Linked DNA regions of Homo sapiens: region 2 is linked to region 1. Evidence: read pairs that join two places in POLR2A ChIA-PET (ENCODE). Cell type or tissue: Panc1. All regions are shown on one strand.

What was found. Peaks named below come from ENCODE experiments on the same cell type or tissue, not always from the same donor. Only the 100,000 strongest peaks of a DNase experiment are listed, where the experiment ranks them.
Region 2: POLR2A ChIA-PET joins it to region 1 with 5 read pairs; 3 of 35 experiments call an interaction of 5 or more read pairs at or near these places.

What each region holds. Positions count from the first base shown.
Region 1 is chr1:8,638,791-8,643,790 of GRCh38, reverse strand. The region is part of intron 2 of RERE (arginine-glutamic acid dipeptide repeats); the gene reads left to right. Among named protein-coding and RNA genes, the nearest start is that of SNORD128, 150 kb to the right of the region's middle. RefSeq lists a silencer at 13-142. In Panc1, no CTCF peak of the experiment used is centred here; no DNase peak of the experiment used is centred here; H3K27ac peaks cover 466 bases.
Region 2 is chr1:8,786,561-8,791,560 of GRCh38, reverse strand. All of the region lies in intron 1 of RERE (arginine-glutamic acid dipeptide repeats), which reads left to right. It also overlaps the pseudogene RPL7P7. Among named protein-coding and RNA genes, the nearest start is that of RERE, 29 kb to the left of the region's middle. In Panc1, no CTCF peak of the experiment used is centred here; no DNase peak of the experiment used is centred here.

The sequences.
Region 1 (5,000 bases):
GTCCCCTGGGGTTCCCTCCCCAGAGAGGCACACGCTAACATTATGCTCTGTGGCAGGTTGCCCTGTCTGCTGTGCTCACCTTCACAAAAACCCCCAGATTACTGCATTGTTTTGGTGCCTTCAAGCCAGCATCTGTTGTTTTCATGTATTCTCAGTATCACCTTTGGCAGCGTGCAGCCACTCTTGGGTAACTGCCTGGGTTTCTTATTTCTTAAGTATTGATTTTTAACAAAATAGCCATCTGATTTCAGAGTTGCATAGGGTTTGAGTAGTCTGCTTTTTACCCTGTATTTTACGTAAGTCCTTTCATTTTTAGTGAACATTTTTGCTGAATATGTGGTCTTCCCAGTAACATATATTGTGTTATAGCAGAAATATCTACATAAGAAGCAGTGAACCACAGTGTGTTCAAAAACTGTGTTCCAGAGGAAACAGAAATGTTCTTTAGGTGGCTGTTTAAAAATTGGGCTCAATAATGAGCAAAAACATGTTGAAAGGTCAATCTTTGAAGGTATTTTTATGAGCAATTAATGATCAGATTCAGGAATGCAGCCTGGTGATGACCTACTCATGGATTCCACTCTTCTACCTCTTAACTTTCCACCTTCCTGGGGCCAATTGATCCAGAAATTGTTTGAGCCCACTAGGATTTTCAATTCTTGGATCCCCCCACCTTTCACAGTCACTCACACCCATGGCATCTTCCATTTCCATTTCTGTTGTGTGTCTTTTTCCATGCTGGTTGGTTCCAGCAGGACAGGGATCTTTTTCCCCGATGTATCCCAGGTACTTGGAAAAGTGTCTAGCACATTCTAGGCACTTACTCATTCCCTAGATACCTATTAGCGCAGGCAGAGTTAGCTGCTAGATGTGAGTGCTTAGCCCTAGGTGCCTCTCTTGGGTAGCATTGTCTCAGCTGTTCTTCCTTTAGCAGTTGAGTAGGAGACATGTGCACAGAGCAGTTGATGGGAGGACTTTTTGGGAAGAGTCCTTAAGATTGATATTTATATGCAGAAATGACTGTCCAGAAGGTTTACCTAGGTTTAAAAAAATTGATATTCAATTTGTTAAAGTTGCAAATTGAAGGACACTGTTACACTTTTTAAAAAATTCAGCTTATAAATCTCATTTATAAATTAAACATTTTAATCACTTTTAAGGGATTTTGAATTACAAATTAGTCTTGTTTATAAACTCGTTAATATCTTCAACATTTAAGCTTGCCTTTACTAATTTAATATTTGGTTTCTATTTTTAAAAAGTCTATTAACACAAACCTCAAGTACTTAACTCTTCTTATAAGTTAATTAGACTTACAAGTGAAACAGCCCTAAAAAATTCTCTTAGATGTTTCAGTGTTGTGCATAAACTTCCTTAGGTTTCATCTTGACCACAAATCTGAATCAGTTACACAGAGGGAGAAAGGACAGCATAATCTAGTACCCCACTGCTGGTGGGTTAACGTGGAGTAGAGGACAGCCTCTGTGCCTTTGTCTTTTCATCAATAAAATGGGGATAAGAGTACCTACCTCCAGAATTGTGATGGGGATTAAATAAGTATATACACAAGCACATAGGTGCGGAACTCAGAAAGGGCCAGTCCTATATTAAAATCCTTGTTAAGTGTTACTGTTTTAGATTGGGGTTTTAGATTGGGGTTACAAGGCCAGTTTCTAACAGACCAAATTCTTTCAACTATAAAATTATTTAAAATATAAAATATATCCTGATTTTTTGACCCCCAAAATGTTAATACGATACTTTTGATTCTGTTAAATCCTTCTGCACTTTTCTAGATCTTCACAGAGATAAAAGATGTATATTAAGTTAAGGAAGTGAACTGCCACCCTAGTTAATTTGATTACTTAATTTTTAATCCTCCTTGGTTTGAAAGATAGTTGCTAAGTCTCCATTATCAAAACTCCAAAAGGGGATGGCTCCTGGCCTCACGTGATCTAATTCTGAATGAGGAAAGACAGTGAATTACTTAAGGTGTCGCCATGATAAACTAGGGTAAATCATGAATATTTTCAGAGATGTTACTGCCTCACAGTTGTATGATATGTTCTGTGAGTCTTATTGGTTGGTTGTAAAAGCAAGCTGACAGCCTTCAGAAGACCTTCTTTGTTCAGCACAGAACCTGGAGGTACTTGATTAATTCAGTAGTGTGTGGAGAGAAACAGTGGGGCAAGGAGTTCTTTGGTTTGACTCTCCAAGCCAGATGCTAAAATCAGTCCGGAGGACTGTGACAGAGTTCCAATCACAGTGCAACAAGATTTATATTTACCTAGAATCTAATTGGACTGAGATTTCCTGCAGTTATATTAAAATCCTCTGTCCTTTTTTCTTAGTGAGCAAGCATTTGAACTCCTAAGCTCTGGAGATTTAGCTTTAGCTGGCTCAATTAATTGTTAAATGTTCCCCTTATTATAATTATACATAGATGCCTTACTTTGTAGTAGCTAAGAAAATTGCTGAAAGAGTTGTTTAATCTGTTATACTCTATCAGTTTTGTAAAAAGCTCTGTTTAAAGGGAAACTATTTTCATTTGAAGTGGCATGGTGGTATTTGAGTTGGATAACGTAATTTAAATGGAAATGCAGGAATTTGGCTCTTTTTCTTGACAGAGATTGGCTTGTATTTGACATTGACCCATGTGTTTGTCATCTTTCCAGATATTGCCTTCTATTTATTCTGACAGCTTCACCAGCTGAGAAAACCAGACTTTCCAAAATTAAAAATACTGTCTATGAAGATGGAGCAGTGTATTTTGTTTGTTAAATTACTTTAAAATGTATGTGGACAAGAGTGATTTGTTGTTTTAAAAAGTTTTAAATACTGCAGAATAGATGGCTGTGCATGAATTTTACTTTGGAGCTATGTGAATACCCTAAATACTAGAAAAAGTGAGGATAAATGCTTCACTATTTTACTCCTTCCTTAGTATTAGTCTGAGTTTTATAATGCGTATTGTAAGTACCAGAGATAGATGGGAGAAGGTAAGTTAGTCACTTCATTCTTTTAAGTGAATGCTTAAATGCCTGGAAATGGGTAAATTTCTAGTCACTTTACCAAGTCCATTGAATTCATACATAATGACTATTTGTCATTATATATGCATTAAATATCCAGTACCTTTAAGTCTTTTTCATTATTTCACCATTAAAAATGTACTCAAGCTAATTAGGCATCATAGTATATGTTACATATGAAAGATACTCCACCACTGTTCACTCATTTAACCCCTAAATGTGTTTTCTGACTTACATCTCTAGATTTCCCTATTCAGTTATGTTTGCAAGGAATGCCTTTTCAGTTATGTACAGAGTGATAGTGTAATGTGTAAAATGATAAACCAAACTTTAAAAGGCAAAGGTACAGTTTTATATCCCTTTGAAGGCTGCAGGCATTGTTCTGGCTTTCTTTGTGTTGGACAGATGTTGATACTTGACAGATGGAGTGTTAGTGTCTCACTGTAGACTGATCAATAGAGATTCATATAGTTTAAAAAAAAAAGTTGGGAGGGGAGCTTTGATTATAGTTATACCTCTCTTTTAGAAAGGGAAAGTGGAGTGAGTTTATGATACAGATTTTTAGCATAATTTCAATATGTTGTTTTTTATTCTTTTTTTTTCTGAGACAGGGTCTTACTCTGTCACCCAGGTTGGAGTGCAATGGTGCAATCTCTGGCTCACTGTACCCTCCACCTCCCAGGCTCAAGCAGTCCTCCCCACTTCAGCCTCTCAAGTAGCTGGGATCACAGGTGCATATCACCATGCCTAGCTGTGCTTTTTATTCTTAATTTTTTCATTAACATTTTAATTTGGGCTCTATTTGTAAAGCTCTGTATAACTTGGCTCTAAAGCAGGCTATCATTATTATTAGACAGTATTTAGTTTTTAGACTTTACTTGTCCTGGCCATCCCATTGTGCTGGTATTATAAAACATAGCTACTGTGCAGTTACCAAATTGATTGTGGCAATGTTAGTAATACTGTGTATAATTATAATTTTTCCTTTTTAGTAGAGGGAAAGGAAATGTCACAAAAAGGTCTCACCTGGTATGCTGTATTTTTACATCCTTAGGAACAGTTTAACTGAAAAGTAGTAGTTTAATTACCACTATTTCACAGCATAGAAATACACATAAGGTTTTGAAGTTTGCATCTGGTAATTACTCTGTTAGCACTCAGACTTGGGGAGATGATATTTCTTCCTTGCAAGGAGTTATATAACTCAGTTTCTAACTAGACAATGGAGACTTGATTTCCAGTTTATTCTCTGGACTGGCTGGAAGATATTTGGTTGGAGAAAAACTCGGAGCTATCTTTCAGGGTTATAAACCAGAATGATTTTGAAGTCTGCAGCAGCTATCCCCAAAATAGATATTTGGCATCATGGAGCGCAAGCTTTTTAAAGATTGCAGTTGGCATTTAGGTCAGGATTGGTGGAGGCTGGCTGTTGTAGAGACCATCAGTTTTGTCATATGTTTTACTTCTATTATCTCCCAGTTGTCAGGATTCTAAGTGCTGTGGCATCTGATACATGAACGTACGGATTTCCAGCACCCTTTTCAGTGTTGTTTCTCTAACTTAGCTTCTGTAATGATTAAGCGTGGTCCATTTTTATGTTCTCTCCCCTGAATTTACTTACTGCTTCTTCTTTTGCCCTTTGAGTACATTTATAATATTTGGCTATAGACTTCAAAAATTTTTCTTGGCTGGGCGCGGTGGCTCACGCCTGTAATCCCAGCACTTTGGGAGGCCGAGATGGGAGGATAATGAGATCAGGAGATCGAGACCATCCTGGCCAACATGGTGAAACCCTGTCTCTACTAAAAATGCAAACAATTAGCCGGGCGTGTTGGCGGGTGCCTGTAGTCCCAGCTACTCAGAAGGCTGAGGCAAGAGAATGGCATGAACACGGGAGGCGGAGCTTCGCGCCACTGCACTCCAGCCTAGGCGACAGCGAGACTCCATCTCAAAAAAAAAAAAAAAAAA
Region 2 (5,000 bases), 150 kb before region 1:
TAAGTCTCCCTTCCCCTGGGCATTTGGCTGTTAATAAGGGATTATCTGAGTGATATTTTGGGCTTGCCCATTCATTTGGCAGAATTTTATTTTTTTAGTGTCTCTTGCAAGATATAATGCTAGGCATTGGGGATATAAAGATGAGTAAGATGTGTCCCTACCCTCCTGGAGGTCATGATGAAAAGTGGGGAACAGATATGAAAAAAACCCCACTAAAATACAGACTGAAAGAACTGTAGTAATAGTAGAAACATGATGCTCCAACAATGTAGAGAGTCATTAAGTGTGCATATACTATCTTGGGCATTTGCATAGCACTTAGGGAGTTAACAAGTTGGTGTTTATCTTGGCAGACCACCTTCAGGCAGCTACCTTTATTGTGGGTGTGTGACCTCATGTAACTTGAGTGGGATTTTCCATGTCATTAGTAGTTCCTAGGGAGTAGAGAGTAAATCTCTTTTTGGAAGAGGTTGTATTCTCCTGAATCCAAAATACCTTTCTGTATGTTTTGTTGTCTTTTAAGAATATTTCTCAGACGTTATATAAGTAATTTCATTTTTTCTGAGTCCCTTCTTTGGAAAAGGAGTTCTTGCCAAATGAAAGGGACACAGTGTTTGGTTTTTCAGTTCATTATGAAACCCCTACCACCCTGTCTCCCTAAAGAAGTAAAGCCTGGGCCGGGTGCGGTGGCTCATGCCTGTAATCCCAGCATTTTGGGAGGCTGAGGTGGGTGGATCACTTGAGGTCAGTAATTTGAGACCAGCCTGGCCAACATGGCCAAAACCCATCTCTACTAAAAATACAAAAAAATTATTTGGGCATGGTGGCGCATGCCTATAATCCCAGCTACTCGGGAGGCCGAGGTACGAGAATTGCTTGAACCTGGGAGGTGGAGATTGCAGTGATCTGAGATCGTGCTACTACACTGCAGCCTGGATAACAAGAGCAAGACTCTGTAAGTAAAGCCTGACCTTTTTTCTTCCTAGAAAATGGCTTAGTTTATTTCTATATGAAGGATTTGAAAAACTGTAAAAATAATTCATTAGCATCTTATAAATTGATACAGGGATTACCTTGGAGCTTTATTAAACTCTAGGCTGTTGGTTATACCTATTACCTTCATATTTCTCTTAGTGGTATTAAATCTATTCATTTATCAAATAGATTAGATTTATTATTTATTTGTATTATTAGCTACATAGTATAGAAGGTACTGGGGAGACTTGTAATATGGTGGGGTTTGCCCACATTAGGAACACATGTTTTTCCTCATGTTTAATTTTTTTTGGGGGGGTGTCCTTTAACTATCTCGCGTTTCAGTACATATGCCATTTCCTGTCCCAAAGGAGCACATAAGTCTAGTCCTAATCTTGGTGCTTGAACCCGCAGTTCCAGAGAAAAGCAACTGGCACTGAATGCTCTCTGGCTCATCTTTCCATCCAGGATCTGTCAGCTAGCCAACAGGTGTGGGAGGTGTGTTTTCCAAGTTTAATGTTGCTGTTAGTGGGATACAAAAGAAATAAAAGTTACTATCTTTGGCCTCAGAATTTAGGAGGGAAGCCTTGCAAGAATACAACATTTAGAGATTTCTAGAACAAAAGCGGAATTTAACCAAGTACTTACTGTTTAGCATAACAAATTTAGTTCAGTTTCAGGTTAGAGATTGGTGTGGATTAAATAAGTTGACCAAAGATCCATTGAAAAGCTGAGTGGGCCATCGAAGAATGGGTGCTGTTTGAATAGCAGACTGGGAGAGCAGGTTAGGACAGTCCAGGCAGGGGTCGGCCTGAGGCAGGAATGCATATGGTATGCGCAGCGTTCAGTAAAGAGAACCTGGTTGAAGTACAGAATTTGTGGGGAGGAATAGTGCCAGATAAGTTAGGTAGACCAAAGAAGACAGGCTTGGAATGCTAGGCACGGAGTGTCTGTTGGCACCTGAAGGGAATTGGGGCGAGGTAATAAGGTAGCACGTCAGCCAGAGACTGGAGAGTACATCTCTGTCTGAGTAATTTTGGCCCCAAATTTGTAATGTGGGGATGGGAAGTGTATTGGTCAGTCCTGATAAAGAGTTATGTGTGCATCTGTGTGACGTGTTAAAATTGCTTCCTGCCACTGCTCGTGTTTGGTCAGATAGTAGGTTAGGCTGAAGGAAAGAGAGGTAGTAGCCACAGGACAGATAAGCTTTGAGAAGCCAGAGTGGTTGGTAAAGTATTTGGCTTTCATTTAGTATCTCTCATATATATATATATATATATATATTTTTTTTTTTTTTTTTTTTGGTAGAGAGGAGGTCTTGCTGTGTTGCCCAGGCTGGTTTCGAACTCCTGGGATCAAGCAACCCTCCCCCATCGGCTTCCCCAAATGCTGGGATTACAGGTGTGAGCCACTGTGCCCAGCCTAGTATCATATTTTATACAAGATAAATTTTACCAAAAATTCTACCATCAAATATAGAAGTTACTTTAGTTTTTTAAAAAATAATAGTTCACATATTCTGTTTCATGTCTTCTCTTGCCTCTCACCCTGAGCACCCACTGATTCATACCTGTTTATCTCCCCCTCCTTTGCTTCTTAGCTCCTGTTTATTCTTCAGGTCTGAGTTTTGGGATCATTTCATTTGGAAAGCCTCAGGGCTGTGCCCAGGGTGCTCTGCCTGGCCCCTGTACTCCCCCGAGCCATCTCTTATGCCTCACTGTAATCCCACCTGTACTTGTCAGTGGCTTTGCTACCCTGTGTGCTCTGAAAGCACAGGGACGAGTCTTGTTTGCTCCTGAATCCTCATCTGTCAGGGCTGGTCAGGCACATAGATGCTACATGGTTAGTAAATATTTGTGCAATATAAAGGTTGGACTTCTTTGTTACTATCATTACAGCTTCTTAAAAAAAAAAAAAAACACTGGCTGGGCGCAGTGGCTCACGCCTGTAATCCCAGCACTTTGGGAGGCCGAGGCAGGTAGATAATGAGGTCAGGAGTTCGAGACCAGCCTGGCCAACATGGTGAAATCCCATCTCTACTAAAAATACAGAAATTAGCTGGGTGTGGTGGCACACATCTGTAATCCCAGCTGCTGAGGAGGCTAAGGCAGGAGAATCGCTTGAACTTGGGAGGAGGTGGTTGCAGTGAGCCGAGATCGCGCCACTGCGCTCCAGCCTGGGCAACAAGAGGAAGACTCCGTCTCAAAAAAAAAAAAAAAAAAACTCCTTGATAAACACCTTTGTGCTTCTATGTAGTCATTATTAACATATATTAAAAATTACTATATTATTATAACGTTATGATGTTATTATAACACATTAACATAACATGGTTGTATTATGTTTTTTTCACATGTATATTCCTTAAGTATTTTCCTATTATTGGGCACTTGGCTTATTTCCATTTTTCTTTTTTGTACTCTATCTAGTACTACAACCATAAACTTCTTGTACATACAGCACTTCTTTTTAATGCTTTTATTTTTTTGAGACAGGGTCTTACTCTGTCACCCAGGCTGGAGTGCAGTGGCACCATCATGGCTAACTGCAGCCTTGACCTCCCGGGCTCAAGCCGTCCTCCCACCCCAGCTTCCGAAGTAGCTGGGACTACAGGTGTGCGCCACTATGCCTGGCTAATTTTTGTATTTTTTGTAGAGATGGGGTTTTGCCATGTTGCCCAGGCTGGTAATACTTTTAAATTAAGAACGATAAAGGAAAACCATACACCAAAGCACATTTTTTTTTTTTTTTTTTTGAGGCAGAGTCTTCCTCTGTTGCCCTGGCTGAAGTGCAGGGTCATGATCTCGGCTCACTGCAACCTCTGCTACCAGTATTCAAGCCATTCTCCTGCCTCAGCCTCCCAAGTAGCTGGGATTACAGGCACCCACCACGACGCCTGGCTAATTTTTGTAATTTTAGTAGAGACGAGGTTTCACCATGTTGGCCAGGGTGGTCTGGAACTCCTGACCTCAGGTGATCCGCCTGCCTTGGCCTCCCCCAAAGTGCTGGGATTACAGGTGTGAGCCACTGTGCCTGGCCAAAGCACTGTTTTTTTTAAAGGTGTGTATGTTTGTTTATATATTGTGTTTAACTTCAAAATGAGTGGTCTATAAAATAGCATTTGTTCTGCCCAGATTTCATTTTATAGGGAAATAAATGCTTCAGTTCTGACTCAGATTAAACAAATTATAAAATGAGGCAACCATGATACTCAGACAAAGAGAGAGACACTGACAGGGTGTACGGATGGTACCATTTTAAGTAGGTTATTTAGGGATGGCTTCTCTGAAGAGGTGACATTTGGACAAGGCCTTGAACAGGCTAGGGAGCCATGCGGAGGTATAGGAATAGAGCCTTCCAGGCAGAGGGAACATCAGGTGCAAAAATCCCGAGGTGGAAGCCTGCTGGTTTGGTCAAGGAACAGTGGAAAAACTCTGGGAGAACAGTAGGAGGTGATACCAGGAAAGAGGGGCAGGAGCCAGGCCATAAAGTTCCCTGTGGACCATGCTAAGACCTCTGGCTTTCATTCCAAGTATAATGCCACTGGAAGGTTTTCATCAGGTGTGTGTGACAGAATCTGATCTCTGTCTTATAAAGATCACTTTGGCTGCTGTGTGAAAGTTAGACTGCGATCTTTACCAGCTGGAACCATGGAGGGTGTTGAAGAGAAGAAGAAGGTTCCTGTTGTGCCAGAAACCCTTAAGAAAAAGCAAAGGAATTTCACAGAGCTGAAGATCAAGCTCCTGAGAAAGAAGTTTGCCCAAAACATGCTTTGAAAGGCAAGGAGGGAGCTTATTTATGAAAAAGCATAGTGCTATCACAAGGAATATAGGCAGATGTACAGAACTGAAATTCGAATGGCAAGGATGGCAAGAAAAGCTGGCAACTTCTGTGTACCTGCAGAACCCAAATTGGCCTTTGTCATCAGGACCAGAGGTGCCAATGGTGTGAGCCCAGAGGTCTGAAAGGTGTTGCAGCTTCTTCGCCTTTATCAAATCTTCAGTGGAACCTTTGTGAAGCTCAAC